2 separate regions of the Homo sapiens genome follow, and region 1 is linked to region 2. The links are chromatin loops, found by intact Hi-C in ENCODE. Cell type or tissue: Caco-2. All regions are shown on one strand. Links, peaks and the distances in the headings refer to the core of each region. The heading gives the core; the rest is flanking DNA. Region 1 overlaps PARD3B (par-3 family cell polarity regulator beta). Region 2 overlaps PARD3B (par-3 family cell polarity regulator beta).

Region 1 (16,211 bases), core at 3,998-8,997, 53 kb after region 2:
ATGATGTGAATCAGACATCAGAAGGGAGAATCAATTCTTGCAGTCTGATGTTTGACAAGTTGCAAGTTGTGACCTCGTTCATACCCTTTAATTCAGTGACTGGCAGTGTTGGTCAGCTGTGTCTTTTTAAGTGGATCCATGTTGAAGTTTGTTGTCCAGGTGAGTTTCAAATACTGGGAGTAACCTGAAAAGTCTTGGGCACAGTTTCCTAGATGTATTGTAGATCCATAGGTAGACACATGGCTTAACATCTTCCATTCAGTTTTATGTAACCAGTACCACTTTTTCATATTGATATATCTATATGTCTTTTTCTATATCTAGATGTCTTTTCTTAAGTTAAATGCATTGGCTTAAAAAAGAAAGACACTATCAGTGCAAACTCACTTTTCTTTTTTTTTTTTTTTTTTTTTTTCTGAGACAGAGTTTCACTCTTGTTGCCCAGGCTATAGTGCAGTGGCGCAATCTCGGCTCACTGCAACCTCTGCCTCCCAAGTTCAAGCATTTCTCCTGCCTCAGCCTCCTGAGTAGCTGGGATTACAGGCATGCGCCACCACGCCTGGCTAATTTCTTGTACTTTTAGTAGAGATGGGGTTTCATCATGTTAGCCAGGCTGGTCTCAAACTCCTGACCTCAGGTGATCCACCTGCCTTGGCCTCCCAAAGTGCTGGGATTAGAAGCATGAGCCACCACGCCCGGCCCTCATTTTTATTTTCTAAACTAAAAAACAGTAACCTGAGATACTCACTAGAAAATACCTTGGCCATTAATTGGTCAGAACTGTAACTTTCAAAGTAACCTATTGTCTGTTTACATGCCACATGACATGAAACTCTATTTTAATCAGGACCGTCACAGATAATTTCTGCAATAACATATATCTAGGGATGGTTTTCAAATGGAGTTGTCATGTTGTGTTTAGCAGACAGGAGATTCTCTATTGTTGTCAGGCCCTCTTTACAAAAGCATCAGTAACCCAGTGATCCTAGAGAAGCAGGGCTTACCACTCAGCTTACTTAGAATAAAAAAGAGCAAGGCTGGTTTCTGTCTGCACGTAGTGTGTTTGAGGGCTCTTTTGTTTAGCTGGGCTTCCTTGTAGCCAACAATGCTTTTACAGTCTTGGAATTGGATTTCATTCTCCTGTACTGGTTTTTGAAAAGTGTAAATAGTTTAATGCATATTGTTATTCTCTGAAGGTAACATAGGATGCATAAAACCGTATACATCTGAATTGTCTCCTCGACCAATGAAGTCATGGAAAGTCAAGAAAAATTAAACCGTCTCTGGATTTATACACACTCTCCCTTTCTCTCTCTCTGACACACACATGTGCACACACACACACTTTCTCTTTAGTGCCTTTCAAAGTTGTCCTAGTTTTCTTACAATTAGCACCCAAGACATACTTTTTCAATAATTAGTAAAAAAAAGTTAATTTTTGTCCATTGTTAAAACAGTGAAATTTTCTTTTTAGAGTACATAGGGGCCATCATACTGAGTTTTATGATAATAAATACTATTTTGTATCATATAAATATGCAATGATATATAACATATAATAATTTATATCATTAAAGAGGGGCTGAAAAAAATTGTTGGCTTCTACATGTTTGTTCCTCTCAAGACTTCTCCTCTTAAATTCCCAAAGAATAATACTTCTTTATTCTTAAAACTCACTTTATGCTCAATTCCCAGAAACAGAAGCCAAATAGGGTAAAACAAGATGCCCAGTAATGGTTCTTACAGTTCTCAGGTTCTGTAGTACACCATTTGAAGCTATGTAGTCTTCAACCTTGAGTGTATATAACAGAGGGAAAGGCAAGCTCTAGACATCCATTCCAGTCCTAGGATTCTGTGGTTCTGAGAAGTGAGAAGGGAGACAAATGAGAGTATGGGAAGTTGTATAGAGGGGGGGAACAGACAGAAAGGAACAGAACAATGAGTAGTCACTTGGATTACAGAAGGAATGGCAATGGAGGACCAATAAATAAGTGAATGAATAAATGAATGAATGAATGAATGGAAAGAAAAGTAAGTATAAGGAAGAGAATGACCAAAAATAGAAGTTGAAGTGGTCCATTTGAGCTAGAAGCTTGGCAATTTTACAAATTCTAGCAACTTCTTAAGAAGCTCTAAAAAGAAAGTTCTGGGTTAGGAAGTTTCTCATAATAGTTTTCCCACTATCCAGTCCCCATATTGTCTTCCACCATAAACATCTGCCATGATAATTCTCCACTGCTAGACCTCAGAAGACTCTCCCTTTCCCATTAATAAAAAGGGGACTGATTTCATAAATTTAGCATATTACGCATTGCAGCATTCTGCCTTTCATATCATAGGTTAATTTTTCATGGATCGTTATGAAAAATATAAACAAACTTAAAATTCTATTTATGATTCAGACAACCAACAAAGTAATGAGATTCTGTGTTATGGTAGCTGTCACATCTTGTCTCAGCCCATTGTGTCTAAATGTTAACTCTCTTATTAAGCTCCATTAAAGGGTTTTACAATACCAAATTGTTTATACACTGCTGGTTTTCTGCTGCCTGACAGTAGGGCACGTTTCACTCATTAATATGGGTGATATCTTACATTGTTGGAAAGAGCTGAAATAAAAATAAACAGGAAGGTGGCATGTACTAACTGAAATGCTTCTTTCTTCTATGTTTCCCAATATAAGGTTATATATATGTGTGTGTGTGTGTGTGTGTGTGTGTATGTATATATATATATATATATATATATACACACACACGTATATAAAACCCTAAATATATATATATATATATATAACCTTAAATATATATATTTTATATTTTTTTAACTTGCAGTTCAACCTGTTGTCTTACGAAAGGGGAGATATTCTTTTCTTTGTTACGTTTAAATGAACTTCACCCTGAGCTACCAAATTATACTTTTGCAAGCTTGATCTTCAACCTCACTTATGTCCCCATGACAACCTTTCTTGCCATGTGAAATTTAGAGTAACTCATATTGGTAGGTTTCATTATGGGTCATAAAGCACTGTCATATACATGTTCTTATTTCATCTTCACCACAACCCGGTAATAAGGGAAGATAGAGATGCTGAATCTGGTAGAAGAGAAAGCTTTCCTAAAACTACTCAGTTAAAAAATACAGGCACCAAGTTTCTGTCCCACTGTGGTTAGTTCAGTTCTAATGCTACTTGCCTTCTTTTTATATTTTTATTATTTAAAGATATACTTTTATTTTCTTAATTTTCTCTGAGTATTCTATATTAAATTTAATAGCAAAAAGCTAAGGAAGAAAAAAATAAAATTGCTAATTATTCCACGATTTAATTGGCTATTATTAACTTTTTAGAGTATTTTCATCCAGTGTTTCTTCTGGTTTTTTGTTTGTTTCTGTGTTTATCACTGCATATAAAATATATCATTTGTGCATGCATATAGTGCTCACACACACATATAGTATTTACATGCATATACACATTTGAGTATTTTGCCTTTTTACAATGATACTGTGATATTTTCCTGTGTCAATTAATCTCTTTGAAACCATCGCTTTTAAGGTTGCATGATAACTGTATCTTAATTTATGTAACCTTTCCCTTAATGATGGACATTTGGGATGTTTCAGAGTTTTCAGTGTTATAAATTACCCTCTGATAAGCACCTTTATAAAATATTTTGCTACACAGCTTGAATTATTTCCTTAGGATTCCTGGAATGGAAATGATGAATCAAAGGCTTGAAACATATTGCCAACAATTTTCTTGAAAAATTGAAGGAAATAATGCTTCCACCAGTAATGCAGAAAATAGCTAATTTCACCCCATTCCTGACAACTTTGAGTATCATCACTTTCCTTCCTTTACCCTTTACTAATTTGATTCATGAAAAATAGTACTGTATCATTTTACATTGAACTTCTTAGCTTACTAGTGAGGTTAAGCATTTTTATAGAAGCTCACGCCTGTTCCAAATTACCACTAGAAGTTTTCAGCTCGCCTCAGCCGTGAGTCATTACCAGGAGGAATAGTTTTTTGAATCAACTTCTGTTTCCTCCCTCAACAAATCTATGTATATTTATCAAGACGTATTTGGATGCAGGCTTTTATCTCCCTCTTGACAAAAATGAATGATTATGCACCCAGGTCTTTTATGCACTGAACTAAGCTATATCTACTTGGACCTTGTTTTAATTGACTCACCCTTCCCCTAATAGAATAGCGTCCCTTTGAATAGGCAGTATTAGAAAAATAAGAGCCTCACAGTAGATTGTGAAAGAAATGTCACATCAGAATCTGGACATTGCTATGACAACCCAGGCCCCGTCTATCACCACTCCCATCAGCATGTGTTGCAAAGGAAACCCCTTTGCAGTGTTTAATCTGAGAATTTTAATATTAAATACATATTTGACATTGAAAGCTCACACCTTATTTGCTATTGTCAGGCTTGTTTGATAGACAGCTAACTCGGTCTCTTTTTATAGTCAATTTCTGAAATGAAACTATAAATTTTGAAGCTGGGCTTCATCATCGCAGAGAGCAAAGCTTTTCTAGCCTATTGTTGAAATGTCACATTTTATAGGATTTATGTGGTCCAGATTCAGGAAGATCATTTGCCAAGCACTTAAGGCTGGTTTTGCTGCCCTTTGCTTTTCTCCTCCCTGCAAATACATATGGTGGCAGGGGGAGAGCCATTAGAAAAGAAAAATTATGAAGAAGAACTTACTTGATTCAATACAAATGTCAGCCTAAGAAAGAAAAAGTCCTGCACATTTAGTGTGAGGAGCGTTGACTCCAGAAGCCTGCTCTTTGGTGATAGGCATACTGTTTGCTTCTGCAAATGAAGTGGGCATCATATTTGTTGTGATAGTCAGTGAAAGCCTCTGATTTGGTGCAGCAGTTTGAATTTATGCTCATAATACAAGTTCTCTCCAATATGCTTCCAGGATTCCTTTTGAAACTCCATGATATGACAAGCTCTGTGATTTGGTCATATTCCATTTAGCTTGTTTTATTGCTGTTAATTTTACACAGGAAAATAGATTATCTGAAACTTGTGATCACAGTCGCTGTCAAGTGGTCAAAAATGAAGAAAACCACCAGACAGTGTCAGATTTATTAAATGCTCTAGGAGTACAAAATTAATGCAGTTCTTTGTCTTTGAAAGGTTCAGTGTCCACAAGCTGGATTTATCCTAATGGACAAGCAGTGGAAAGAACAGTCGTCAATTAGCTATCTCTTTAGCCAGACTACACGTTGTCGGAATGCATGTAGGGTGAGCCACCAGTGCACCTAGGCAGACCTCCAATTTGTTCATTTTGACTGTAAGTGACTTAATTTAACATTTTTTCTAAGAAATACATTAGGTAGAATGGTGAAGTTTCCTTTTTTTCATTTTTTTCTTAAAAGAATCACCGGTGAAAAGCCACAGTAAGTAGGCTTCTCACTCCATTTGTTTTCAATCACCACCCTTAATGCATAAATTTCTGAGTAGCCTGTTACTCTTCCAAGCCCTAAACTGTAGCAGTGAATGTGGATTGGAAAGTTCTGGTGCTGTATCCACTGGGTCTATGTTGGGTTTGAACATGTTTTATATGCATAGCATGATTATTCCTGTGCTAGATGATCTTACCTGTGGCCCTTTGTTTTCTGGGTTTTTTGTTTGTTTTTTTGTTTGTTTGTTTGTTTGTTTTAGCAGGAATGAATTTTGCATTACCCTCTTATGAGTTACAGTGTGCAAAATACTTTGAAAGTAAAGTTTTGGTTCCCACATGAACCATTTCTCTTTTACACAGCAATCATTTATCACTTATAAGTGTTAATCACTTATTAACAGTAATTTCATCTGCTGAAGAATTTATCCCCTAATCATGTGATTTTGTTTCTTCATGTGTGTATGTGTATGCGTGTGTGTATATTTACAGCATTGACATTTTGTATTCAAAAATATTAACTTCTCACCTTGGTATTCTGGTAGTGTAATGAAAACATCTGTTACTTGTGTATGGCAATGATGTTTTTACATCTATTTATATTTGTGGGTAGATTCCAAATTGATTCTATGTGAAGATGCACTTCAAACAAAATTCAGTAACTACATGTCTGGCTTTGGGTTTTTCAAACTGTGGGGTTTCAACCCTGAACATGAAGCCCTGATGCAGGACTTAATCCTGAACTCTGCAAACGTTTCCTTTTGCACTTCAACCTCCAGTCCCACTTTATATAACATGGAATATTCTTCTGGTTATTATGTAATTCATTATCTAAAATATGTTGTGAGCAGATAAGCACAAGGACTCTGAATGTGGCTTGTATATTTTTACAGCAACTCTGTGAATATTCTCTTTGGTGCAGAGTGGAGATGTGTGTGGAAGCATTCCTCCTGAATTTTTTATAGACTCTCTCCCTTTGCCACTCTAGTTGCTGTCTCCCACAAAATTTGAGTCATACCTCAACTGTACAAATCCTCCTTTGATGTTCAGTTGCCCTGAAGTGTGCAGTTGTGGAATATGTCTAAATGTCTCCTGTGAAGAGATTGGAGGCGTTGGTTTTAACAAAAGCAATAAAATGATTACAGCTGAAAAGCATGCTGGAGGTAAACAGACGTCTGTCCTTGTTGCTGAACCATTGCTCTGTTAAAAAAAAAAATAAGCACATGATTTAGCCTCTCTTTGTTGCTCTTGTGTCTAGGAAAGTCAAAAGGAAGGAATTTGATTTTTATTGTCCCCAAGATTTCAGTATAGAGTCAGCCCTACAGTATGAGAAACAATATCTTGCTTATCGCCCTGAATTACCATTGTCCAACTGTGAGAGCATTTGCAAGAAGGTGAGAGTGTTTGTGAAATAGACAGAAAGGGAAATCATGTGCTTGGATAAAGCTTTTTGGTTTCTTTAGTGAAGTTTCTGAATTTTCTTCTCTAACCTTGGCACAAAGGCCAACACTCTACATGCAGTAGGCACTTAGTAAATTTATTTTGGTGATGGGTGATTGGTCTTTAGTACCATCAACATCCCAACCCAGGGCTAGCCTTGGAGAAGGACACGGAGCAAGGAGAGGTTTAATTGGGGAAGCCCCACTCCACTTCATCCAACCTTCTACCAGGACATCAAGGTCCTCATGATCTGTAGCTTTCCCTCCTGGCATTACCTCTTGTCCACAAAGTATTAATTCACGTGCAATGAATGGTGTCTATGGCTACCTAGCACTGTCTGTACTTCAGCGAAGAGTAAAGCCTTGAAGTAAACTGAGGCTGAATTTCTGGCATCAGCCTGGAGGCAATGGGTGGTCACTAGGGGCGCCCCCATTACCCTGAAAACCTGTCTGTGTGTCTCTCCTCCCTAGTCCGTAATTTCCTTTACTAGGCCCAACCAGTTTCTCCTGAAAATATTAATGAGAGCACTTCAAAATGTAGGTTGTTGAATTTTAAATTAACCTAGAGCATCACATTGAGTGGGTTTTCATGGTTTTCTACATTGTCTGCTGGATGGACTTCCTGGGCAGCAAGCATATCTTATTCCTAACGTCATAGTCTATTCGCTTTTACCCAGAGCCGGGCTTCATTTAACAATAAGGAGATGTTTTCGATTTTACCGTATGTGGAATGTAACATTTGCATTTGGCAGTTCTCCCTTTAGTCCTGCTCAAGATTTCAGCTACCTCGGCAGAGTGCTAGAAAGCGATATGCTTATTAGAAAACTTTATTAATCAGAGTAGAGTGCTATTTGGCAGCCAGATTCTAATGAGGATGAGGAGCTAAATTTAATTCAAAGCTAAAGGTCAGCAAATGGTGCTAGCCTACCTTTTTTAAAGTGTGTGAGCTTGGACGTTCTCACAGTTTCCGGACAGTTTCATCTAGAAATGTGCATGCTATATTTAGTATGAAAAAGCATGGAAAAGTTTTCTAATAACACCATTTCAGCACACATATATTCCATGAGCATTAATAAGCCAAGCACATTACTGCTTGGCTAGACAATTCTTATAGGAGCTGATGGCACTGAGATGTTATAGCAATTGCCAGCCGAAAACAGGAGGCCATAAGAACATGTTACAATGGAAAGAATTTCAAAAACTTGTAGACGTTTCTTTAAACAATGAACTGTCTGTGGAATATGTGTAAATGGCAGAGTCACTCTCACAAAGTCATGAAGGATATATTTGTGGTGTTCAGCTTATGTCCCTAGGAAAGAAAAATAGGAAAAAGAAAGTTCTCCAGGCAGTAGATGAAGGTGGTGTTGAGCGGTTTTGGCCCTTGCACATGGCCTCCCTATCCTTAAATGGCACCATCATTTCCTCCCTTCTCCTTCCCACTTCTCCTTCATTGCACACTTTCTTATTATCACCTCCCACAAAAACTCATTTATTGAACACATCCTAGGTGAGGGCCCTGTGCCAAAGTCTACAGAAGACACAAGAATGATTAAATTCCTCCTATCACTTAGCCACTATTGGGGGACTAGACAAAGACTCAAAATGTATAAAACCTATGAATGATCACCATGCCACAAAGCAGAAGGTAAGGGCCATAATGTAAGTACAAAGCACTGAGGGAATTCCAATGTAGAAAAGACTGCTTTCCTCCAGGAAGGGTTCATGGAATAGCCTGTGCTTAGGAAAAAATGCACCTGAATTCATCTATTTTTCTCCAGCTTCGTGACCATTACCTAGGCCAGTCTACCATCACCCCTCACCTGCCTTTCTGCAACAACCTCTATTCTGTCTTCCACAGAAAAGCCAGAGATGTATTCTAAAACTTTTAGTTAGATCATATTACTTCCTGGCTTAAAATCTCCTAATGTCCACTCATTTTACTCAGAGTCAAATCCAAAGATCTGTCCAAGTCCTGTAAAGCCCATATGATCTCAGTTTTGCCTGTCTGTTCAACCTCATCACTTGCCACTTTGTTCCATGAGCATTAAGCTCCAGCCATATGCAATTTTTTTTTTTTTTTTTTTTTTTTTGAGATGGAGTCTTGCTCTGTCACCCAGCCTGGAGTGCACTGGTGCAATCTCAGCCCACTGCAACCTCTGCCTCCCAGGTTCAAGCGATTCTCCTGCCTCAGCCTCCTGAGTAGCTGGGATTATAGGTGCCCTCCACCATGCCCAGCTAATTTTTTGTATTTTTTAGTAGAGATGGGGTTTCACCATGTTGACCAGGTTTTTCATGAACTCCTGGCCTCAGATGATCCACCCGCCTCGGCCTCCCAGAGTGCTGGGATTATAGGCATGAGCCACTGTGCCCGGCTGTGTACTTTCTTTCTCCTGCATTAATTGATTACACTCATTCCCTCATTAGGGCTTTGGCTCTAGCTGTTTTCTCCAGAATACTCTTCATGGAGATTCTTCTGGATGATTCCTACTTGTAATTCAGACCTTAGATTAAAAGAAAGAGGACTTTCTTGACTATTCAATCTAAAGTAGCCACCTAGTCACTGTCTTCTCATCATATTGTATTTTAAGTGACTGGTGGCACTGACCACGGCTTGATATTTCTCTTCATTGGTTTGTGTATTGTTTCATCCCCATCCTCACCACCAGTCAAATGTAAGGCCCATGTGGTTAAGGACCTTATATATCTTGTATTCCTCCTATATCCCCAGGACCTGTAACAGTTGATTATGAATAGTGGGTGCTCAATAAATATTTGCAAAATGATTGTAAGAGTCTTGAAGGATTTCACAGGTAGAGAGTTGTTCCTTAGTTCATGTGGTAGGCCCTGCCACTGGTAAAACAGCCTGAACAGGACCTAGTAGCTCCGTGCTCTCAACACCTTCTGTTCTTGTGGTGGAAGGCAGACATGGAGAAGTGAGAATTGATAGATAATGAAGTTGATACATTCAGGGGGTGATCATTGCTACAAAGGAAACAAGCAGGCTAACCAGGTAGAGATTGTCTTGAAGGGTCTACAGATAAAACTGCCAGAGGAGGCACCTCTGACAAGGGAGAATATGCCTTGAGAACGTGGAGGCAGAGTGTTTTAGGTGGAAGACCCACCAATGACAGACTCCTGGGGCTGTGACAAGCTTAGGCTATCAAGGAACAGGGGAGAGTGAGAAAGAATCTCTCTGTGAGCACAGGAGAAGAATAGGTCAGCAAGGAGGTGGAGAGGGAAACAGGCCAGTTCAGTGACGGGAGGGCCATGTAGACCCTGGGGAATGGTTTGAGAATTAGGCTAAACGTGATGACAAGGCAGTGGATGTTTTTAAACAATTGATATGATCTTAATTATATTGTTTTTAAAAGGAGGGGCAAGAATTACTGGTGGAAGAGGCAGTGTGGTCAAAGGCATAGAGCAGGGTGTGGGTGAAACTGAGGATAAGTTTAGGGAACGATCAGAGCTTCACTGGAGACTGGACTGCAAGTGGAAGGAAAGCAGGAGGCTGGGGTGGTGTCGACAATGGAAAGAGAGCAAAGAGGTTATTGTCACAGGGAATTCCATGAGCAGAGTTGCATCTTTGGAAGGCTAATGTGGGAATGTATTAGAATGAAGGAGTCAGGAGCGGAGAGACTAGCTGCCATGCTGCTATGAACCGGGCTCGTGGAAGAAGGAATGCAGGGGAGGCCACAGTGCTAGAGGCTCATCATTACAACCAACTGAATGTAAGATGCATGGGAGAAACGAAGCCAACAATAATATCAAATAATGTCATAGTAGAGCCCAGTAGTCATTGTGCACCAGGCACTATTCTAATTGCTTTAAATAAAAACTCACTTTGCTCCTCAAAACTACCCTACTTGGTTTTACTCTCATTATCCTTATTTCAGAGATAAGGAGGTTACACAACTACTCTAAGATAGGGAGATGGAAAGTGGCAGAACCAGAACCCAAGCAATCTGGCTCCAGAGCCTGGGCTCTAATGCTGATCATTATTCCCATCTCTAATGAGCACAGAGAAACAATTACGAGTCCAGAAAATAGGAGGGAAAGAAGATTTCAATGGAAATGTGAGAAGGTTGTTTCTGGACAAGTTGAGTGTAAGACATTGGCTCATTTCAAGTTCAAGTGTGGAGCAAGGGTGAGCATGGCTTTTGGAGCTCCCATGAGATGTTGCAGCTAGAGAGGTGTGTCCTCATGCAGGCGGGCTCTGTTGAGGACCTGCCCCATGCGAGCCACTCCGGGGATCATATGTTGAATAGATGGACAAGTAAATATATGAAATGCGAGGGAATAGGATAATCAAAGTGCTGGGAGTAAATAGTATCCCCAAGAGTGAAAATATAGACAAGGAGCCTTTAGACTCCAAAGTTTAGAGAATCCTTTTAGAGAATAGCTAAAGAGACAGTGAAAGAAACAGACAATTAGATTGGAGCAGTAGGAAGGCAACAAAGAAGAGAGACTTGCCACAAGGGTTGCTCTGCCATATCTAGTCCAGCAGAGGTTAGGGAGAGTTTTGCTGGGCAGTTTTAGCAGTGGTGAAGGTACAAACCGGATTGTCATCTGCCCAAAAGAAAGGGTGGCAGATGGCAAAAGGAGACGGCAGAGGATTGTTTTTTAAAGTTTAGTGAAAGGAGAAGGAAAAGAGAGAGACAGGAGGCAATAGCTTGAAGGGGGAGGGGGCGGTTAGGGGCTACTGGACAGTAATACATCACAAAGGACCCCTAGTTGCTCCAGAGAGAGAAGGAGGAACAACATCTTTGGGGCCTCCCCAGGCGGGGGTGGGGGGCATTGTATATCCACACCTGTGCTGACAAGGGCAGTGGGGGCCTGATTTGCATAGCAGCAGGATAAAAACCAGCCTCTGGCACCACTGGATTCTTCCCTGGTAGAAACTCTCCCAGGGTAGGCACATTAGATAAGAGCTACTTGGATTAATTCGGTGACACCATCTTTTAGAATGAGGGTAGAAAGTACTGACGTCACCATGCGGCTGATTTTAGAGAAACAATCTATTTCTCCACTGACAAGGATTTGTGGCAGTCAGCAGCTGTTTTATTTCTTTTTTTTTAAAGCTCCCTCCACCCCTTTCTTCAGACTTCTCTGGACTTACATCTGTCCTCCCAGCTGTGAGCGGCTGAATTCCAGGGTGCAAAACCAAGGGAGACAAGTAGGAGGGGCATACAAATAATGATTACATGCTGCTTCAGTGTAAATCTCGGTTCATTGTGTGTCCATGGGCACATGCCTTCAAATTCAAGTGCATGCCTCTCTCTCTGCCTTTCAGTATCTGTCTGTAAACCTTGATGGGATTAAGCATATGTTTTAATAAATATTTTGTTTGCTGTATTCCCATTAATATTCATAGGGAATGGAACACTTTGGGTTTTGTGATTTCTAATAAACATTGATGGTGTTGCTAGTCTGTACTGAGCATTCAGTATGCTCCATCAAAATGGCAGCTCTAATTAGGTTCCTTGAATTAGCTAATGGATTTTGAGAAAGATAGCTTAGAAAGCTCTTACAGCTGTCCAAGATATTCCTGCCATGGCAGAAAGACAAAAGGCCCCTGGAAGCTACAGACTTCAGAGCTTTAGAAATGCAGCTGACAGTTAAAAAGATAAATTACATTCATATTTTGCCAGTGAAAGTCCTAATACTGAATTAATGTTATTCCTGTAGTGAGTATCCATTAAGCAGCTCATTTTATTATAAGGATGCATTTTGACCATTAGCTCTTTTTCTTTCCTCGCTCTCCCTCCCCTCTCTCCTTTTTCTCCCTCCAATTCCCTAGATATTTTGGACACGGTATTAAAAAGCATCTTTGAAGAAGAGGAAATGATTCCCTTTTTTTCAAGTTATAAATTTAGAAGCTCTCTTAGATATACAATAGGTATTCAGTTTTTTTAAAAATGCCAAAGTAAATATATAAAGAAATAACATAGTGATTCAATTTAAACCTTGAGGCTTATATTTTATGTAGAATTGGAAGGGGGGAAGCTTCTAGCTAGGGGGCAGTGGGCTTGTTTACACTTGGAAAAGAGATTATTTGTTAGAAACTATCTCGAATAAAACATGTTACCTCCTTTCATCTTAATATGGAATGTACAACATAACACAACGCCATTCCACATGTTCCTCGCCTGTACTTCCTAAGAACACAGTCCTGTAACAAATGAGGAACTAATGACATCTGAGTGACTACACTTAATGCTACAAATGGGGGGAAAAATACCACGGACAATATTAAAAGTTCATGGCAAATAGCAGAATTCGGGAAACAAGGACAGTCACCCAAAAGCTCCTTTTATTAGTTGGATATGTCAGTACTCATTAATTCTGTAACTGTGTTCAGCATAACTTTTTGCTTTCAGTTTATTCATTTGTAAAACTAATACCTGGTACCTTTCATCTGAAAAGTTACATTCCTCTAGGAACACAACAAATCCTCTAGGGAAATGTTTCCTGGGTCATTAACTCTCAAATGTCCAAATTCTGTTTTCCTCCGTGAGCCTCTGTAGCCCCTCTGCTTTTCCAGTCCTGCCTGCCTTTTGGCCTTTTTTCTTCTCATTAGTGTCTTTACCAAACAAGGGGCTGGGCAAGGAAAAGAATGTGAAACTCGTGTCAATTAATTGGGGTATTATTTACAGCTCTGGGAAAGCACTTGTTGGGAAAGAAGCTAAAGTTGTTGGTTTAAATGAGATTTTTTTCAAAATCATCTGTAGTTTTTATTTTTCATGCTCTTCCAAACCTCCTGTTTCTGCAGATAATTGAGAGCTGACTAAAAGACTGTTGCTAATAAAGCTGTTGGAACGAAGCAAGGAATCAGAAAGCATAGTGTTGACGGAACATATAGATTACAGATCAGACAGCTGCTTTACCTCAGTATGATATAAATAAAATGGAAAAGCATTGTTATGTGAAGTGCCAGAAAAAAAGATACTCAATTATTCCCCACACATGACTTCACCATGATGGGTAAAAGGCATAATTGACATCATGTTTATTGAAAAAACTAGCAACTGTCACACTGTCGAGAGGCTACTGAGAGCTGGAGGAAGGGCATTTTTTTATTCGTTTTCACTGTGGGTTATTTATAGAGTTCAATTGTCAGCAGCAGAGTGCCTAATTTTCCTTCTTCTTTGATATTCGACAACTCATTCACTGTTCAGATCAAGAAGACAGCTGCAAATTGCTCCATGGCAGATACTCAGGCATTGCCATTACCTCGCCTGAATGGGGCAATGGCTATTTATTAATTAAGATTCTCTGCCTACTTTCCCTTAAAGTGCCAGTGGGAAAAGTCTTTGTCAACCCATAATGGGTCTAGTTTCATTTGTTTTGTTTTGTTTTGTTTCATTTTAACTTTTTGCTGTCTGATTTGGCAGCCAGACCCAGATTCCTAATGGGAAATTTATCATTATATTGCTGATGCATCGTGCTTCATCACCAGATGATGTTACTAGTCAAACAAGAGCTCTGGTTATGGAAAATGATCAGTTTTCAAACTGAAAGAAAGTTTCAATGTCCCATTTCCCCCATCTCCAGTGGCCCTCTGGCACGTTAGCCAACAAGTAGGGAGATTGAAATAGAGAACTTTTGCCAATGATTTTATCAACCATTTAGCCTGCACTGTATGCACACACAAGAAATCATCAAATCTAAGTACAAGAAAAGCTCAGAGAGGTCAGCTAGTTCCTTCCATAGGTTGTGATATATGGGGTTACAGAGAGCTAGCGTCTCCCAGAGTTCTCTTGATATGAAGCAGAACTCTGAGGATGGTGGTGCTGGCCCTACTTGCAATTCTTCAGTGGGTCTGCATCATCCCCTTTAGAAAGATTGGTGGATGGGGCTGTTAAGGTCCTACCAGCTGTATTTCCCAGTTTCTCCACACATTCCCCACACTTGTGCGGTGCCTGACTGTGTGCCCTTTCATGTGGCCACTCCATTTCAAGTGGTGTTCCTTCCAGCTGGCATGCCCAGCCACCCTCTCTTTATCCTTGTCTCTTCTCTAATAGGCCTTTCCTGACCTCCCCAAGCCAAGTTAACACCCTCTGCTCTGAGCTACTGCTGGAGTTCATCATACTTCATGATACTTCCTCTTAATAATTGCCACATTGCACTGTCATTATTTATTTATATCTGTGTCTCCCCAACTAGACTGTGAAATCCCTGAGGGTCAAGTCGGGGTCTTAATCACCTTTGCATCCCTAAGGCCACAGCAATATTTATGAATAAGTAAAGCTTAAATAAATGTACACATCAGAAATTTTTCAGAGGGTTATTGGAGAGCTTTTGAAAGCACTTGAGGATTTAGGTCTGCTACCAGTTTATTATTTTCTATTCTGTTTTGAAGAGAAAGCCAGCATTCCCCTAGCAAGGATTTATAAGAATCTGAGCATGTTTTAAAAACAACTGAAACAATCCATAGGAGATGGTAATGTCAGCTGTCTGCTATTCTGTACACCCCTAATGTTGGAAGGTCAGTAGAAGGCCCTAGGGTTAGCAGAGCTCACTTTGCATCTAGGCTAATGAGAGCTGTGGGATCTTCTTGGATTGAATGCCCTTTGGGAGCTAAGTAGATGCTAACTTTTGATGCAATCTGCATCAGTCCATTCTAGCACTAATATGAAGAAATACCTGAGGCTGGGTAATGTATAAACAGAAGAGGTCGAGTTGGCTCACGGTTCCACGGGCTGTACGGGAAACATGGCAGCATCTGCCTCTGGGGAGGCCTCAGGGAGCTTTTACTTAGAGGGGAAGGCAAAGGGGAAGCAGGCACATCTTATGCGTCTGGAGCAGGAGGAAGAGAGTGGGTTGGGTGGGTGAAGGTAGGGGAGGAAAGGCGCTACACACTTAAACAACCAGATCTCATAATAACTCAGTCACTGGCACAAGAACAGTACCAAGGGGATGGTCCTAAACCATGATCCAATCACCTCCCACCAGGCCCCACCTCCAGCATTGGGGATTACGATTCAACATGAGATTTGAGTGGGGACACAGAGACAAACCGTACCACGAGTTGAGAATCTATTTGGATTAATTGTTATGACCTTATTCAAAAATCTCAGAGTAGCATATGGACGTAAAAGGAATGAAAAGAATGTAGGTGATATCAGAACATGTTCATAAATTCTTGGACCTAGACCTAATTGCTTTATGCTAATCATATTAGAATACTGCGTATATAATTCTGTGTTTATTACATAGCACGATTTAACACCATATGTGATCATTAAGATTGGCCTCATGGTCACTTACCTATGTGACCCAAGCATCCCTTCTGGGCATTTGGAGAATGTATATCCTTTAACAGTAGAAAAGTAAGGACTCGTT
Region 2 (16,211 bases), core at 3,879-8,878:
GGATTTGGGTAGATATCTTCTGCTATGATTCACTTTTGACTTTTTAATTTTTTTGGCCTGAACTCTTCAATAATTCAGCAAATATTAATTGAGCATCTAGGCACATGAGGGAAATGGCAAGATGCGTAAAACACAATCTAGTCCCTGCCCTCAACAAGTTCATGATTAAGGAGAGAGCAGAGAGACCAATACACTAATTATAATAAAGCTAACTATGATAAATGCTGAAAGGGGGTTTAAAAATGCTATATGATCACAGAGAAGGCAGCCATGAGAAAATAGTGTTGTAGCTGGGACAATAGGACACACCCTCTTTATCACCCAGTATTTCCAGACACTTGCAATGAAATCATTAGATTCAATTATAAAGTACAACTTAACTGTGCAGCAAATTAGAAGAGACTTTAAAAAATTTAAATTCTTAATCCCATCAATAATACATGATATTTTTGCTGCTGACTAGAGAGAAATTTAAGACTCAGGGAAAATTTTCATTTAAAATCTAAGGGATTTTCCAAGCAATCAGGGTGTTTTCCATTATAGTTTCTTTCTCTAAAGCTGACAGAATATAGTAAAAAGTTTAGGGCAAAACTTTCTGGGAAAATAGCAGTTGAGACAGGCAGATAACTTTGGGTCATAAATTTATATTACTGAATATTCTGCAGATACATACAAAATTTATTTAAATATTTTAAACTATAAACTATAATCTTAGTAGCCTAGAATGTTTGGCCAAAATATTTCTATACTTATAAGTGGGTTACAAACTATTCATTTGTATATAGTACTATGTAATATATATACATACAGTAATACAGCACTGATATGGTTTGGCTCTCTCCCCACCCAAATCTCATCTTGAATTGCAGCTCCCACAATTCCCATGGGTCATGGGAGGGACCCAGTGGGAGGTATTTGAATCATGGGGGTGGGTCTTTCCTGTGCTGTTCTCGTGATAGTGAGTAAGTCTCACAAGATCTGATGGTTTTATAAAGAGGAGGAGTTCCCTGCACAAGTTCTCTCTCTTTGCTGGCCACCATCCATGTAAGATGTGACTTGTTCCTTCTTGCCTTCGCCATGATGTGAGGCCCCCACTAGCCATGTAAAACTGTGAATCTATTAAACCTCTTTTTCTTTATAAATCACTCAGTCTTAGGTATGTCATTATCAGCAGTGTGAAAACAGACTAATACAAGCACCATAGTAAAAAATGGTGGAGCAAATTGAACTTTCTTTACAGTTTTGAAAAACTGAAGAGGCCAACTAGGGTGACCAAAGGTCAGTTTTCCCCCATCTATTGACATAGATAAGGCAGACCCCAGACTGCCAGAAAAAAACAAGTTCCATATTACATACAAGTCACTTACTCTTTAAACTTCTCAAGTTAGTAATTATCCCAAAACTTCATTAATCTGCAGTCTCTTCTGAACACTCCACTAGCCAGGAGGGAAACGGGGAAAGGGGAGAATCAGGAAGAAATAAGAAATGCTTCCCAGTGCCAGGCACATAGTAGACTCTCAGAAATGTGGATTAAATGGATGAGGTCAGGTCACAGCTAATATTTAGTTACTTCATTGTGATTCCTCCATACCTCAAGGGTTACAGGATGAAAACTGCAGTGGAGAAGGATGGTCTTCAAATGATGTCCCTCCCTCTTCAAAAAAAAATCTGTTCAGTGAATGTGGCTAAAGCAAATTAAAGGATTCATATATTTTCGAAAGATTTGCGGCCAAGAGATTCGAACCAAAAGCATTTGCTGCTTTACTCTCAATCAAGCAGAAAATTCAATTAACCGTAACACACCTGGTCCCCTGAGCATTCTGGCCAATCCAGGTTATACAGCATTGATTAAAAGTATCTACTCTCTGTCTAGGGTTCCAGGTGGAATTGAGAAGGAGCTAAAAGAAGCTGTGTTTATGCTTTTCAAGAGCTATTAGTGGTGTGTGCATGTGAAGACTGCATAAGTATCTCTGTTCTCTGCTCTCTCATCTCCCCTGTCTCAGATGTGGATAACTGTTACTGTTATTCCTAACAATTGCTATGTACGTGCCAGCCACACTCTTCTAATAGCTTTAGTAGTATTAGGTCATTTAGCCTTTTTCCTTTGGGGCAGGTACTATTATATCTCTCATTTGCAGGTGACAGAAAGGTTAAATAATTTGTCCGTGGTACAAAATTAGAAAGTGGCAGAGCTCAGTTTCCATCCCAGGCTGTCTGGCTCCCTACATCACCTTGCTTTTCCATTTCTGAAATAGCAGAGTGTTCACATATCCATCAACACCTGCAGGTCTACTCTGAAAAAGGCTTTGCTTCAGTGGAACTGTCTGGGTGAGGAGGATGCTGCCTCCCATGAAGATCTTAAGGCAGAAATATAAATGTAAATTTTGCTCATTAAAACCATAATTAATTTATTGAAAGTGAATTGTTATTATTTCAGGGATGAATGCATATTGGAATATGCTGATTATTTTAATGAACCAAGAGCCTCTTCTGGGATACTTCCCTTGTATTATTTGCAAGCAGGTCACCGTAAATTTTCTAAGAGAGAGAATGAATAGATTGCTGCTCATTTTCAAGTTTTGCCTTATGAAAAATGCAAAAGAGGCTGGGTGCTGTGGCTCACGCTGTAATCCCATCACTTTGAGAGGCCCAGGCGGGCAGATCATAAGGTCAAGAGATCAAGACCATCCTGACCAACATGGTGAAACCCCATCTCTACTAAAAATACAAAAATTAGCTGGATGTGGTGGGGCGTGCCCATAGTCCCAGCTACTCGGGGGGCCAAGGCAGGAGAATCACTTGAACCCGGAGGGAGTGAGCCAAGGTCATGCCACTACACTCCAGCCTGGTAACAGAGCAAGACTCCATCTCAAAAAACAAAAAAAACAAAACAAAAAAAACGGAAAAGAAAATATGTGCTGTATATTGGGAGATGATAAGACGATATCTTTGTTTAGGAAAGAAAGGCCTAACATCATCTGTTTTAGACTCACTATTCTCCTCTAGGTGGCCATTTCTTGCACTACAGATGTCAGCTGCCGGGACCAGTTTGTGTGGTGCTGTGCCTACACAATGCAGGCACATTGCAATGTCTCCAATATAATTGTTATGTTTAACATTTAGAGCCATTTATGTGGGTTTCCTCTCCTGTGTTCCACTGTATTCCATTTTTAATCTCCTCAAGACACACAGTAGAAAAGCTGCCAGAATTTGTTTTTTCTCTTCATATGTTATAGGGTCTGAGGTTTCATCTTTCATATTTCCACATTGCAGGAAAGATGAGCAATGACATATTGACCAAGGCTGTGAATGAAAATAGTGCATACCTAAATACTTCTCTTTAGGTCTCATCATCAGTTCCATTCATTCATAATCAGCATTAGTCTTCTATTGCTGCTGTAACAAATTACCACATACTTGGTATCATAAAACAACATAAATTTATTCTCTTAACGTTTTGGAGGCCATAATTCTGAAGTTAGTTTCACTGAGCTAGAGTCAAGATGTCAACTGAGCTGATTCCTTTTGCAGACTCATTGTCATTGGCTTTTACTTGGCTGCCTATGTTCCTGGCTCATGGCTCCTTCTGCCATTTTTAAAGTGCATCTCTCCAATCTCTGCTTCCGTTGTCACTTGGCCTTCTCTCTCAGACCTTGCTTTGTCTGTTTCCATCATCACATTATTGAGTGCCTACTGTCTGCCAGGCACTGTGCTAGATATTGGAGTTCTATCAATAGACAAGTCAAACAAGGACGCTGCTTCCATGAAGATTCCATTCTTGTAAACAGATAAATAAAAAAGATAAAATCAAGTAATGATAGGAGTATGAAGAAAATAAACTAGAGCAATGTGATAGAAAGATGGGGCTGGGAAGAATGCCTAAGATGCCAAGATTCAATCTCAGCGATGAGCCAGTCACAAGAAGTCGATTTCAGACAGAAAGAACTGCAAGAGCTAATCAGGCCTGAGGCAAATAAAGCTTTGTAATTGGAGTTGAATAACTAAGGGAGAGCGTGGCATAAGCCAGAGTCACAGAGGAGGCGGTGACCGAGTGGATAGCGTCACAGATCATCGTAGGGAGCTTAGATTTTATCTAAGTGTTAAAGGAAGACATGAAAGTGTTATAAGCAGAGAAACAGTTAAATATTTACTGTTTAAGAGATTGTCTGGGCTGCTGTTTAATGACTAGATTCTCCATGAAGGGAGCTATCTGGCCACACCTTGCCTCCCTCTTAAAAAGTATGTTTCCTTACTGTGGTTACATAGAGCCTGAATAAAATCTAAATCTTAGTCATGCAGGTAATTGAAGGATGTTTCCCCACATCTAAAACTTAGACCTCTGCAGTACCCTGCTAACCACAATAAAAAAAATGCCAATTCTTCCCTTTTTTCCAACATTTTATGGATCCATTAGCAATTTGCAGTTCCCATAGGAGATAAAACAAGTCTCTTTTCAAACATGAAGAGATTTCCTATGGTAATTATAGGCAAAACCTGGAGCAAAGGGCCACTAGGTAGGCCAAGGAATAGGGAGCCAGCTGAGTGATGGAATGCCATGGTCAGGACTGAGAATAGGCCCTGAAAAGAATAGCTTGGTGAAGGGACAGTGAGGGTAGATCAGACAGTAGGCTCCCATGGACAAACAGTCATTGCCTATCCTAACAAATGAAACATCCTCATTGTAGTTCTCAAAACTATGTGCAAGTAGCATATGGTCGTCTATAAAAGCCTCCTTCATACTCCTTGACACCCAGGTTTGAACTGATGGCCATGGTAGAACCTTTCTCCTCGACATCCAGTGGAGTAGGAATGAGGTCATTCCTGGTAGTCATCTTGTGCCCTAACTGCACAACAGTCTGACAGAATCACCATAGACACAGCAGACATCATCTGGATTAGCTTGTTGGACCTTCTCTGATGGTTGCTGAGCGGCGATTGCCTAAGGCAAATGTTGGCCCAGCCAGTGCTGTGTCCTCAGTGTGCATGCGGTAGAGGGAGGAAGACCAGATGATGAGGATGCTCACCTCAGGCTTGGACCCCTGTTAAGGAAGACCCTATCACTATCCTTTTGGAGGTAGGAGGGGACCTTAGTTTGCAGACCTGACGGACAAGCCTGTGGTTCTTTCACCTGATACTCATGTGTCCCTGGTCCTTTTCATCTAGCCTAGTGCAGTTCTAAGTACTTAGTAAATACTCAATAAATGTTGGAATCAAACCAAATTGGCTGACATGCCCCATTTCTTGGCATATGCCTGGACATGTGAGAATATTCTATATGGTTTCTCCAGAACAAAGTCCCATCTTAAGAAGCCAAAAATGGCAAGCCTAATAAGCACCATAGAAAATACTGTGGTTTACATATGTTCATTGCAACCCTATTCACAATAGGGTTCACGACATGGAATAATATTCACAACATGGAATCAACATAAATGCCCATCAGTGGTAGACTGGATAAAGAAAATGTGATACCTATACACCGTGGAATACTCTGCAGCCATAAAAAAGAACAGGATCGTGTCCTTTGCAAGGACATGGATGGAAATGGAGGCCATTATCCTTAGCAAACTAACACCAGAACAGAAAACCAAATACCACATATTCTCACTTATAAGTGGGAACTAAATGATGAGAACACATAGAGGGGAACAACACACACTGGGGCCTTTTGGAAGATGGAGGATAGGAGGAGGGAGGGGATCAGGAAAAATAGCTTATGGGTACTAGGCTTCATACCTGGATGATGGAATAATCTGTACTACAAAGGCCCATAACACAGATTTATCTATTTAACAAACCTGCACTTGTACCCCTGAACTTAAAAGTTTTTAAAAAAGAAAATACTGTAGTTGAATACAATATTTTTGCTGACCTGTTTAAAGCCTTCTGCGTGAGTTGGATAGGAGGGAAAAGACTGTACCCTCTGTGTCTTTTTAAACTCTCTATGATGCAGAGAACGTGACTTTTCAGAATATGAGTGCCCTATACCTTTGAACTAGATGGAAACCTCAGGTATGAAGGGTCTGTGTTTATCCCTGTCCTAGGTATAGTCATGGTTCTATACTTAAGGTGGTTTTTCCGGGCTCTGTGGAAGTCGGTGGTACTTCTAGAGCTTTTCATGATCCCAGAGTTCATTTAATGAAGACTCTATGTAACCTGGGGATGAGTGTCCAGGGCCTTGGGAAGTGTGGCATTTAGGGCCAAGAAAACAAAGGAAATAGAGCAGCACATGCTGTGTGGACAGCCGTGATCCCCATGCTTCAGCACATTTTTATGTGAGTCGGCTTTGAGAGATAAAGATCAAAGACTTGTCCAGGAGTGCACCAGCCAGGTGTGAAATTCCAGGTGACAGAATGGAAAGAAAAGAAAGGTTTAAAGGGAAAGGAAAGGAAATGTAGTTAGTTTCCTTTTATTCTCTTTATTTTTCCTGTTTCCTCTTCAGGAAGTTTATGTAGCTTACAATACCCCAGACATTCAACAGAAGGGGTTGATCCTCATTCTTTTCCAGATAATGATAAGCACCGAGGGCCTGTCGTTTAGTTTTCAGGTATAACCCTTGGCAGTCCCTAGGGTTAAACAATGCTGTGCTCCAGAAAATTTTAATACAGAAAACTTAGTTTGCTTTCTGCTTTGGTCTGTGCTACAAAAAGTGGGCAAATATAAACTGGGAGAATATAAATAAAATAAAGGCTACTTCTTGCCACTTACAAATGTCATTAGCAATAAGAATAAAGCACATCAACAAGTTACAAATTTTATCCAACCGGCAGGGCTCCCCCAGGGGCAGATTCTTACAGCTCTTTCTTCAGTGTTAGTTTGGCCAGCAGCCTAGGGAACATCATTTAATGTCTTCAACACTAATGACACCTTTTGTAGGGGGACTGTCTAGGATTGTTATAAAGGAATTAGTTGTTATCAGAGAATATCATAAGCACTCTGTAGGTTGTTCCCCGTCACATCCCCACCTCTCTTTGGGGCTAATTTTCTAAGGAAAGCTAAAAATGTTTACTAAGCATTTCTGAGAAACTTGTCTACATTATGAGAATAGAAATTACAGGAACTCAGTGCATTAGCAATGGGAAAGGCTTAATGGGTCTGGGAAAGGTATAAATTTAGGGAAAATGTAAATTGCAATAGTTGGAGAGCCTTCAAGGGCAGTTTTCTTGAAATGGCAGTGTTTAGTAGCAATGGAAAGATACTCAAGGATCTTGCCATTTGGCATTGTAAAAAATGCAACTCGTAGGTAGGAATTGCAAATCCCATTAGTTTAGAATATGAAATAGACTCGGTGTAAAAAAAAAAAAAAAAAACAACAACATTTGATTTGGGGAATGTGCTTGGTTCCAGGCCATGTAGGATATGGAAGTCTTTTCTGTGGTCATCCCACCTAGACAAAGAACCAGTTAACTTTTCAGGATTCTCTAGAATTAGGATGTTCTGAGTCCACGCCTGACTCTCAGAAGCTTCCCAAACTCTACTGCCTTGACTTACTTTAATGAGCATTTAGGATTTAGAGAAAAAGAACATCAACATGCCCTTTGCTCCATGATCTTTGGCAAACCATGGACTGTATAAGCACAATATCCACATATTGGATTCTGCAAACCATGAAGAATTCACCGTGTTATTTGTGTGTGCACAGAGGAAAACATAAACAAAGAGTCAATTAATGACATTAAAAAATTTGCATGTCAGTATTATAGAATGTCAAATTTACTGTACAGAAATATATGTATTATTTTTTTATTTATATCAAGAAAAGTGATAAATTATCCCATCAATCTAGTTCCCTTACAATGTCAGATCTGGTTTAGGCTGACAAGAAAAATGGGCGGTACTGAAGGAGATCGTTTAGAAAATATTATAGACACCCAGAGAGGAATGAGGCAATGGTGAAAAATATTAATGCAGTTAAAATAGTTTTGTTGAAAAAATGAAACATTGATCACAAAGATTGCATGTAACATTGTATTGGCTGTTCAGTATAATAATTTTAATACTACTACTACTAATAATAATAATAATAGTAAACTCACATTGTTCCTGACCAGGTACAGCTTGTAGCTTTAAAACTGCATTGATAGGGAAAAGCTGAAGAAACTGAGCCTGTTCTCTGGAACAAAGGATAATTATAGTGACCTAATTGTAGCTTCTATTACAAAAGCAGAAATGATAGCCAGACAAATTATCTCTGCTGTCAATAAAGAAAGCTGTACAGCAGGTAGTTTATAATCTCTTTTAATGATACTACTTCTTTTACCCCAGAGCTCTCCATGAAAAACCTTTTCTGACCTCGACTACCATTACCACTATAGGGAGCAAACCTCCTCTTTACTCTCTGTTCATCTCTGACTCTGTTGTTTGGGTTCATACAGTAGCAACAAAGAGAATTTCACTGCCTACAACTTCCTAGCACTGGCCAAGTCAGTCAGAGCTATGCTATTGTGGACACATTCTGCATGAGACAAAATAAATCAAGAAATAGTATGGAAAAGTAGCAAAATGTTCTAAGGCTTTTGAGGAGTAGAAAATATGAAACACTAATCAATAATCATTTAATGAATCATAAAATGCAAATGAGAAAATCAGAAAATATAGATGCAATTTATACCACAGATAAAGTGCTAATATTGCTCCTATTCAAAGGCCTTTGAAAAATCAAGGGGGAAAATGGCTAGCAATCTGATAGTAAAATCAGCAAAAGATATGGACAGCTCACAGAAGAGGAAATGAAAATGGCCCTTAAGCATATGAAAAGATACTCAGCATCATATAAGAAGAGATAGGCTAATTAAAACTTCACCGAAATATGACTTCTCACCTATGGTTATCAAATTTCCCAAAGTTCGACAATGCACTCTGTTGATGAGACTGTAGAGAAACAGGCATCCTCTTACAGTGTAGGTGGCAATGCAAAATAAAAGAAATGTGGAAGGAATTTTGTCATAATCTAGAAAAAAGTATATGTGTGTTTCTCTTTGACCCAGCAATCCTGCTTCTGTGAATTCCTCCCAAAGCCACAGTGGTAACAATATGGACTGACGTTTGCACAAGATTTTTCATTATGACATTATTTGCAATAGCAAAAAATCAGAAATACCCAAATGTTCGCAAATGCATGACTCGTTAAATAAACAAAAGCATGTCCACACAGTAGAATACTATGAAGCATTTTAAAAATGAGAAAGATATCTAAAGAAATTGTAGTGTCTATGATTTCTTTGCTAATATGGAATGTTCTTCTGTCTATTACTATGTAAAAAAGCAAAGTATAGAAAAATATGGACAGTATGCTACCTTTTGTGTAACAAAGAAGGCATCTAAATATATAAACATGCTTGCTTTTTTTAAAGAAACAAATATAGTTATATTGCATGGGATGGAGAAGACAGAAATGAAAGCTATATATTATATTTTGCTATATTTAAATTTTGAAAAATATGCCTTACATATAGCAAATTAAATAAAAAGGAAAAAACAATCCCTAAAAACTGAAAACAAACGAAAATAAATAACCTAACTGTGAAACAAATTGGTTGCATAGCCATTCAGGAAAAAGAATTACTTCAAGTGACATTAGAATACACGTTTTGATTATACATATTTAGTGTAATATATTCTAGCAAAAAAATAGAGCAATGAAGACATCTTAAACTTTAGTAGTCAAACTGTTAGTAATTGCTGTGATCTGAATGTTTTTTTCGCCATCCCCCCAACTCTGTTCCCCACAGCAAATTCATATGTTGAAACCTAATCATCAGCGTGATAGTATTAGGAGGTGGGGCCTTTGAGAAGTGAAGTGCTCATGAATGGGATTAGCGTCCATATAAAAGTGGCCCCAGAGGCTGGGAGTGTGGCTCACACCTGTAATCCCAGCACTTTGGGAGGCCAAGGCAGGTTGATCGCTTGACCTCGGGAGTTTGAGACCATCCTGGCCAACATGGAAAAAACCCCATCTCTACAAAAAATTACGAAAATTAGCCAGATGGTGTGCACCTGTAGTCCCAGCTACTCAGGAGGCTGAGATGGGAGGATTGCTTGAGCCCAGGAGGCAGAGGTTGCAGTGAGCAGAGATTATGCAGTAGCATTCCTGCCTGGGCAACAGAACCAGACTCTGTCACAAAAAATAAAATAAAATAAAAAGAGGCCCCAGAGAGCTGCCTCACCTCTTCTGCCATGTGAGAGATCCAGCAAGAAGTCAGCAATCCATCCTGGAAGAAGGCCCTCACCAGAACCCAACCATGCTGGCATCCTGTTATCAGACTTCCCAGCCTCCAGAACTTTGAGAAATCCATTTCTATTATTTATTTATAAGGCTTCCAGTCTATTTTATTATAGCAGCTTGATGGGACTAAGACAATAATATTGATATTATCATTTTAAAACTATATGATAAAAATAATTATATCAGTGTTAAGAATCAAGATTTTGCATTTAAAGGAGGGAGGAATAAATATACAATATTAAAATTTTAAAAGTAAAAATTCTGTAATGTTAAATTTGAATCAGAAATATTAGTATAAACATATGGGCTTTTTTTCCCCCAGAAATATGTATTTCCTAACTCTATTCAGAGAAAAGGCTGAGAAATAATAATAACCCAGTGGCAGTGAGCACGCCTAGGGCCCAGATTGTGGTCTCTAGATATCATTCCCCACTAAAAACAAAGGGGTCCTTGGAGGAATGACTGCTTCCAAATTAGGAATACAAGATACTCAACATAAACCTGGAACTACTTATTTGTGGTAAAGCAAGGAAGCAATCAAAGGCTAAAGGTTAAGCCAGAAGAACGAAAGAGCTCATACAATGCAGTCTCTTGACTAAATATGGACAATATGTGCAAGAAAAAGTATAAGGAATGCAATTGAATAAAAATCCTAAATATGTTATTACAAATGTGTATTATATATTATGGACTTACATAAAAAACCATAAGTTTATAATTATGTTCACAATCCCGTATTCCCCCAAAAATGTTCCTAACTACTCGTTTGTCACCATTGGAACTATCTAGGACACTAACTCCTGACTCTGAAAATTAGCAGTGAAAAAGAAATATTTAAGCATTTATTCAGATTTCCCAATACTAAGTACATCTCACCATAATCAAAATGCCAAAATTGTTGAAAGATTTTCTTTGCAGAAGAATCCCAGCTAATACATTTTTAAAATGGCCTTCAAAAATGACCATTGTGCAACCCCTAATGAAATAATTAATTCAGTCAAACATCATCAGTGAAAGAAATGATTAAATGAAACATTGATAGGGGAACTTTACAATGGAGACATCAGTTTGTCTCCTTAGCATTACTAAAGACAATCAGATATTTAGGATGGAGAAGACAGAGATGAAAGCTATATAACTGTACTTTGTTATGTTAAATTTAGAAAAATACACATTTTTCCAAATTTTTGTGTATGACACAATTTGAAGCATATGTGCTTCCTTTAAGGTATTTATATTGGTTTCATAGGGCCGCCATTTAACAGATTACCATCAACTTGGTGCCTTTACTACAAATTTGTTCTCTTACTGTTCTGGAGACCAGAAGTCTGAAATCAAGGTGTCAGCAGAGTTGCTTCTTTCCAGAGGCTTTGAGAGAGAATCTGTTCCATCTTCTTCTGTGCTTTTCTTGGCTGCCAGCAATCCTGGGTGTTTCTTAGCTTATAGACACATGGCTCCAATTTCTGCCTCTGCCTTCACATTGCCTTCTCTGGCTCTTCTCTTCCGTTTATGTCTTCTCCTTTATAAGAACATTTGTCATCAGATGTAGAGCCTATATGGATAATCCAAGATAATCTCACAACAACATCTTAAACTTAATTACATGTACAGAGACCTGTATCCAAATAGGATTGCATCAACAGATTCCAGATGGATATACAATTTCCCTCGATATATAAGTGAGGGGCCTGCAGAACTCACTTATATGAAAGGTCTGCCCTCCATATATGCAGGTTCCTTATCCCACAAGTACCATATTTATCCGGGTTTAGTTGAAAGAAAGCTGTGTATAAGTGAACCCGTGTAGTTCAAACCCTGTTGTTTAACGGTCAACTGTCTGTTTTAGGGAGCCACCATTCAACCTACCAGAGTACTCCTCCTCAAAAATGTTGAATCTAACTAAGCCTCCAGATGCACTGTCCAATATGATAAACGTTAGTCACGTTGAAATTTAATTCATTTAAATTTTAATTAAAATTTTGTACCTTAGTCATACTAGCCACATTTCAAGAGTTCAGTATCCATGTGTAGCTAGCGGCTGCTGTAGTAGATAGCTCGGATATGGAAGATTTCCATTTCCATCATCACGGAAAATCCTATTGGAAAGCACTGCTCTAGAAGTTACTCTTCATAAACAAGATATTTGGGGGGATGGAGGAATAAGTTAAATCATTTCACAAGAAAGTAAACAGAGAAATCCAGCACATGGGACCAACTACAGGAAGATCAACTTGGTTTCCGCAATAACCCAAAGGCATGGAAAAAATAAAAAGCAAAAAGGAAAAAGAGTACAGTTCAGTACATTTAATGAGACTTAAGAGAACACCAAATGTAACGTACAAGCATTTTTACAACCTGATTCAAATAAATCATCTGGGGAAGACAGACATTTTTAAGGCATTTGGGAAAATTTGTTTATGGAGTATTAGATGATACCAAGGAATAATTGTTAATTTTTAGGTGAAATAATGGCATAATAAAACATTCATGATATTTTGATATGCCTTTGGAAGTATGTAGGGGGATTTACTTTCAAAATGCTTGGTAAAAAATTAATAGAAAAATATATTTAAAATATGACAGAATCTTGATTTTATTTATTTATTCATTTAGAGACAGAGCCTTGCTCTGTTGCCCAGGCTGGGTGCAATGGCACGATCTTGGCTCACTGCAACCTCCACCTTCCAGGTTCAAGCAATTCTCGTGCCTCAGCCTCCCAAGTAGCTGGGATTATAGGCATGTGCCACCACACCCTGCTAATTGTTGTGTTTTTAGTAGAGATGGGGTTTCACCATGTTGGCCAGGCTGGTCTTGAACTCCTGACCTCAAGTGATCTGCCCATCTTTGCCTCCCAAAGTGCTGGGATTACAGGCATGAGCCACCATGCCCAGCCCGAAACTTGATAATTATTGAATACAGAAATGAAACGTATATGGGAGCTCATTGTGCTATTATCCTACTTTTGGATATCTGAAAGTTTTCATTATATCAATTTTTTTTTTTTGAGACAGAGTCTTGCACTGTTGTCCAGGCTTGAGTGCAGTGGCGCTATCTCTGCTCACCGCAAGCTCTGCCTCCCCGGTTCTTGCCATTCTCCTGCCTCAGCCTCCCGAGTAGCTGGGACTATAGGCGTCTACCACCACGCTCAGCTAATTTTTTGTATTTTTAGTAGAGACGGGGTTTCACTATGTTGGCCAGGATGGTCTCGATCTCCTGACCTCGTGATCTGCCCACCTCGGCCTCCCAAAGTCCTGGGATTACAGACGTGAGCCACCGCGACTGGCCACATCAATTTTTAAAATGTGATCATGTTTAGATTATTTATAATCTAACATAAATGAAAGAAACATTAATGTTGAAGACAAACACCTCAACAGAATTCAATAATTCAATTCCTACCATTTAGTAAATGTTAGCTGTCAGGCAAAGTGTGTAGCCTCTCTAATCTCAGCTGCTTCTTCTCTAAAGTTAAGACTTCTGTACATTATGAGAACTGTTATATAATCATGAGAAAATATATCACTAATATTATTATTGATGTCAGTTCATCTTTTTAGGTAGATGAAATACTGGACAGGATGGGCTCTTGTGTGTTGCAAACTTTTCTATTTTGAGGCATTTGAAGGGCAGTCTTAATTACAGAATTTTGTTTTTAAACCAGTTTTATTTTTAGCTCATGGATCCAATTGCTTCTTACCATCTCCAGTGATACACCTGTATGGACAACCACCACCTTCCCTCACCTGGCTTATTGTAATAACCCCCTAACTGTTCTCCACAGTTTTTCTCTCACCCAGAAATGCCCACTTCACTCTGTTCTCAACAAAGCAGTCAGAGAGCCCTTTACCATGTAAGTCAGAGCCTATTACTTCACTGCTCGCAACCTCTAGTTTGCTTCCCACCTCACTGAGAGTAAAAACCGAACTCTACCATGGACCTCCAGGCCCTGTTTGCCCTAAGTCCCTGCTTCCTCTCTGGCCTCCTCCAAATTCTCACTCCCTCACACTGGCCTTGCTGTTTTTAGCACATGCCTGCCTCAGGGGCTTTATATCTGCTGTCTCTCTACCTGGAACACTCTTCTCCTGTTATCTGTATAGTTTAATTATTTTCTTCTTCTTCAAGCCTTTTATTTTATATTTTCAGTAGTGCCTTTCCTTTAAGTAAATTTAGTGCCTTTAAATAAAATTAATTTATTTAAACTTTAATTAATTAAAATTTTGTACCTTGGTCATACTACTCACACTTCAAGAGTTCAGTATCCATGTGTAGCTAGTAGCTGCTGTATTTAATAATATATATTTAATAATGTAAACTCCCTTCAAAAACTCCTACTACCTCTTCCTGTTTCACTTTCCCCTATACTACTTACTAAAAACATATTTTTTCATAAAGTACCAATTTGTAGGCCAGCCTTTGATGTTGACAATACAAATCATTCTTATTGATTCATAAATACCTCCTCTAAAGACTAGACAGCTTGTTTTACATCTATTACAAGTTTCTGCATTCATCATTCAAAAAATTTTGGAAGTGTTTTGGTTGCTTGAGAAGGGGTGTGTTTGCTTAAGGAATTTAAATATTTTCCCAGCAATTGTATTCTGTTAATTTGTTATAATAACTGCTTTTAGATAATGCATTTAAAAGAGAATTATATATAACTCAATTTATAAATAATGAATCTAAATTTGTTAGTTTATAAAAGGTATAAGTAGTATAATCAGCATTTTTGCCTTTTCTTTTTGTGTTTTCTTTTTAAATTGAGATATAGGCTGGGCACGGTGGCTCATGCCTATAATCCCAGCACTTTGGGAGGCCAAGGCAGGTGGATCACCTGAGGTCAGGAGTTCGAGACCAGCCTGGCCAATATGGCAAAACCCCTTCTCTACTAAAAGTACAAAATTAGCCAGGCATGGTGACAGGCACCTGTAATCCCAGCTACACAGGAGGCTGAGGCAGGAGAATCACCTGAACCCGGGCAGTGGAGGTTGCAGTGAGCTGAGATCACGCCACTGCACTCCAGCCTGGGCAACAAGAGCAAGACTCTGTGTCAAAAAAAAAAAAAAAAAAAAAGGTAAATTGAGGTATAATTTACATAAAGTGAAATGCTTAGCTCTTTGAAAACAGAGTAATATTCTCTTTTCTCTTTTAATGAATGTATGTCAAATTACAGAACATTTCTAGCACCCATGGATGTTCCCTCATACTTTTTCCCATTCATAGGTAAAAGCCTGATCTAGAATTGCTTACAAATGGAATTATATAGTATATAGTAAATCCTTTTTTCTGTCCAACTTCTTTCACTAAGGATGATAATTTTAAGATTCATCCCTGCTGTTGGCTATTTTTGTAGTTTATTTCTTGTTATTGCTGATTTATCTTCTGTTGTGTGCATAAACCATAGTTTGATTATCCATTCTCCTGGTGATAAACAGCTGAATTTTATGTCTAATTTTTGCTATGATGAATAAAGCTGCTACTGAACACTCTTCGTGGATTTTTGGTAAACATATGTCGTCATTTCTTTTTTCAATTCACCTGAGGTGAATCACTGGGTCCTAACATCAGTGAAAGTCTAGTTTTGAAAGAACTCCTAGACCTTTTCCAAAAGGGATTATGCCATTTTATACTTCCACCAGCAGTGTGTGAATGTTCTGGATGCTCCATATCCTTTCCAACATTTGTTTTTGTCATTCTTTTACACTTTAGTAAGGACATCTCATTGTAGTTTTAATTTGCATTTCCCTGATGATGTATGATACATTTTTCATTTGCCTATTAGGCATTTCTAGTTATTATTTATTTTTTCATTGAATGATAATTACTTGTTTATGTCTCCCTTGATAGTAAGTCAGAGACTATTTTTTGCTAGTATATAGTATAATGTCAGTAAAATATTGAATAAATTAATCTGTCAACCAAATATTAGCAGGAAGAACACTCGTGACGCATTCAAGGAGCCCGTAATCTAGTTATGGAAGCAGAAGGT

The links. Hi-C counts contacts between places; a loop is a spot of excess contacts. Peaks named below come from ENCODE experiments on the same cell type or tissue, not always from the same donor. Only the 100,000 strongest peaks of a DNase experiment are listed, where the experiment ranks them.
Region 1: it touches region 2 in a loop (2.5-fold over the local background); 1 of 110 quality-filtered maps calls a loop at or near these places.

The regions. Positions count from the first base shown.
Region 1 is chr2:205,470,962-205,487,172 of GRCh38, forward strand. The region is part of intron 20 of PARD3B (par-3 family cell polarity regulator beta); the gene reads left to right. Among named protein-coding and RNA genes, the nearest start is that of NRP2, 200 kb to the right of the region's middle. In Caco-2, for the core only: no CTCF peak of the experiment used is centred there; a DNase peak (open chromatin) is centred at 6,517.
Region 2 is chr2:205,418,259-205,434,469 of GRCh38, forward strand. The region is part of intron 19 of PARD3B (par-3 family cell polarity regulator beta); the gene reads left to right. Among named protein-coding and RNA genes, the nearest start is that of NRP2, 260 kb to the right of the region's middle. In Caco-2, for the core only: no CTCF peak of the experiment used is centred there; a DNase peak (open chromatin) is centred at 6,263.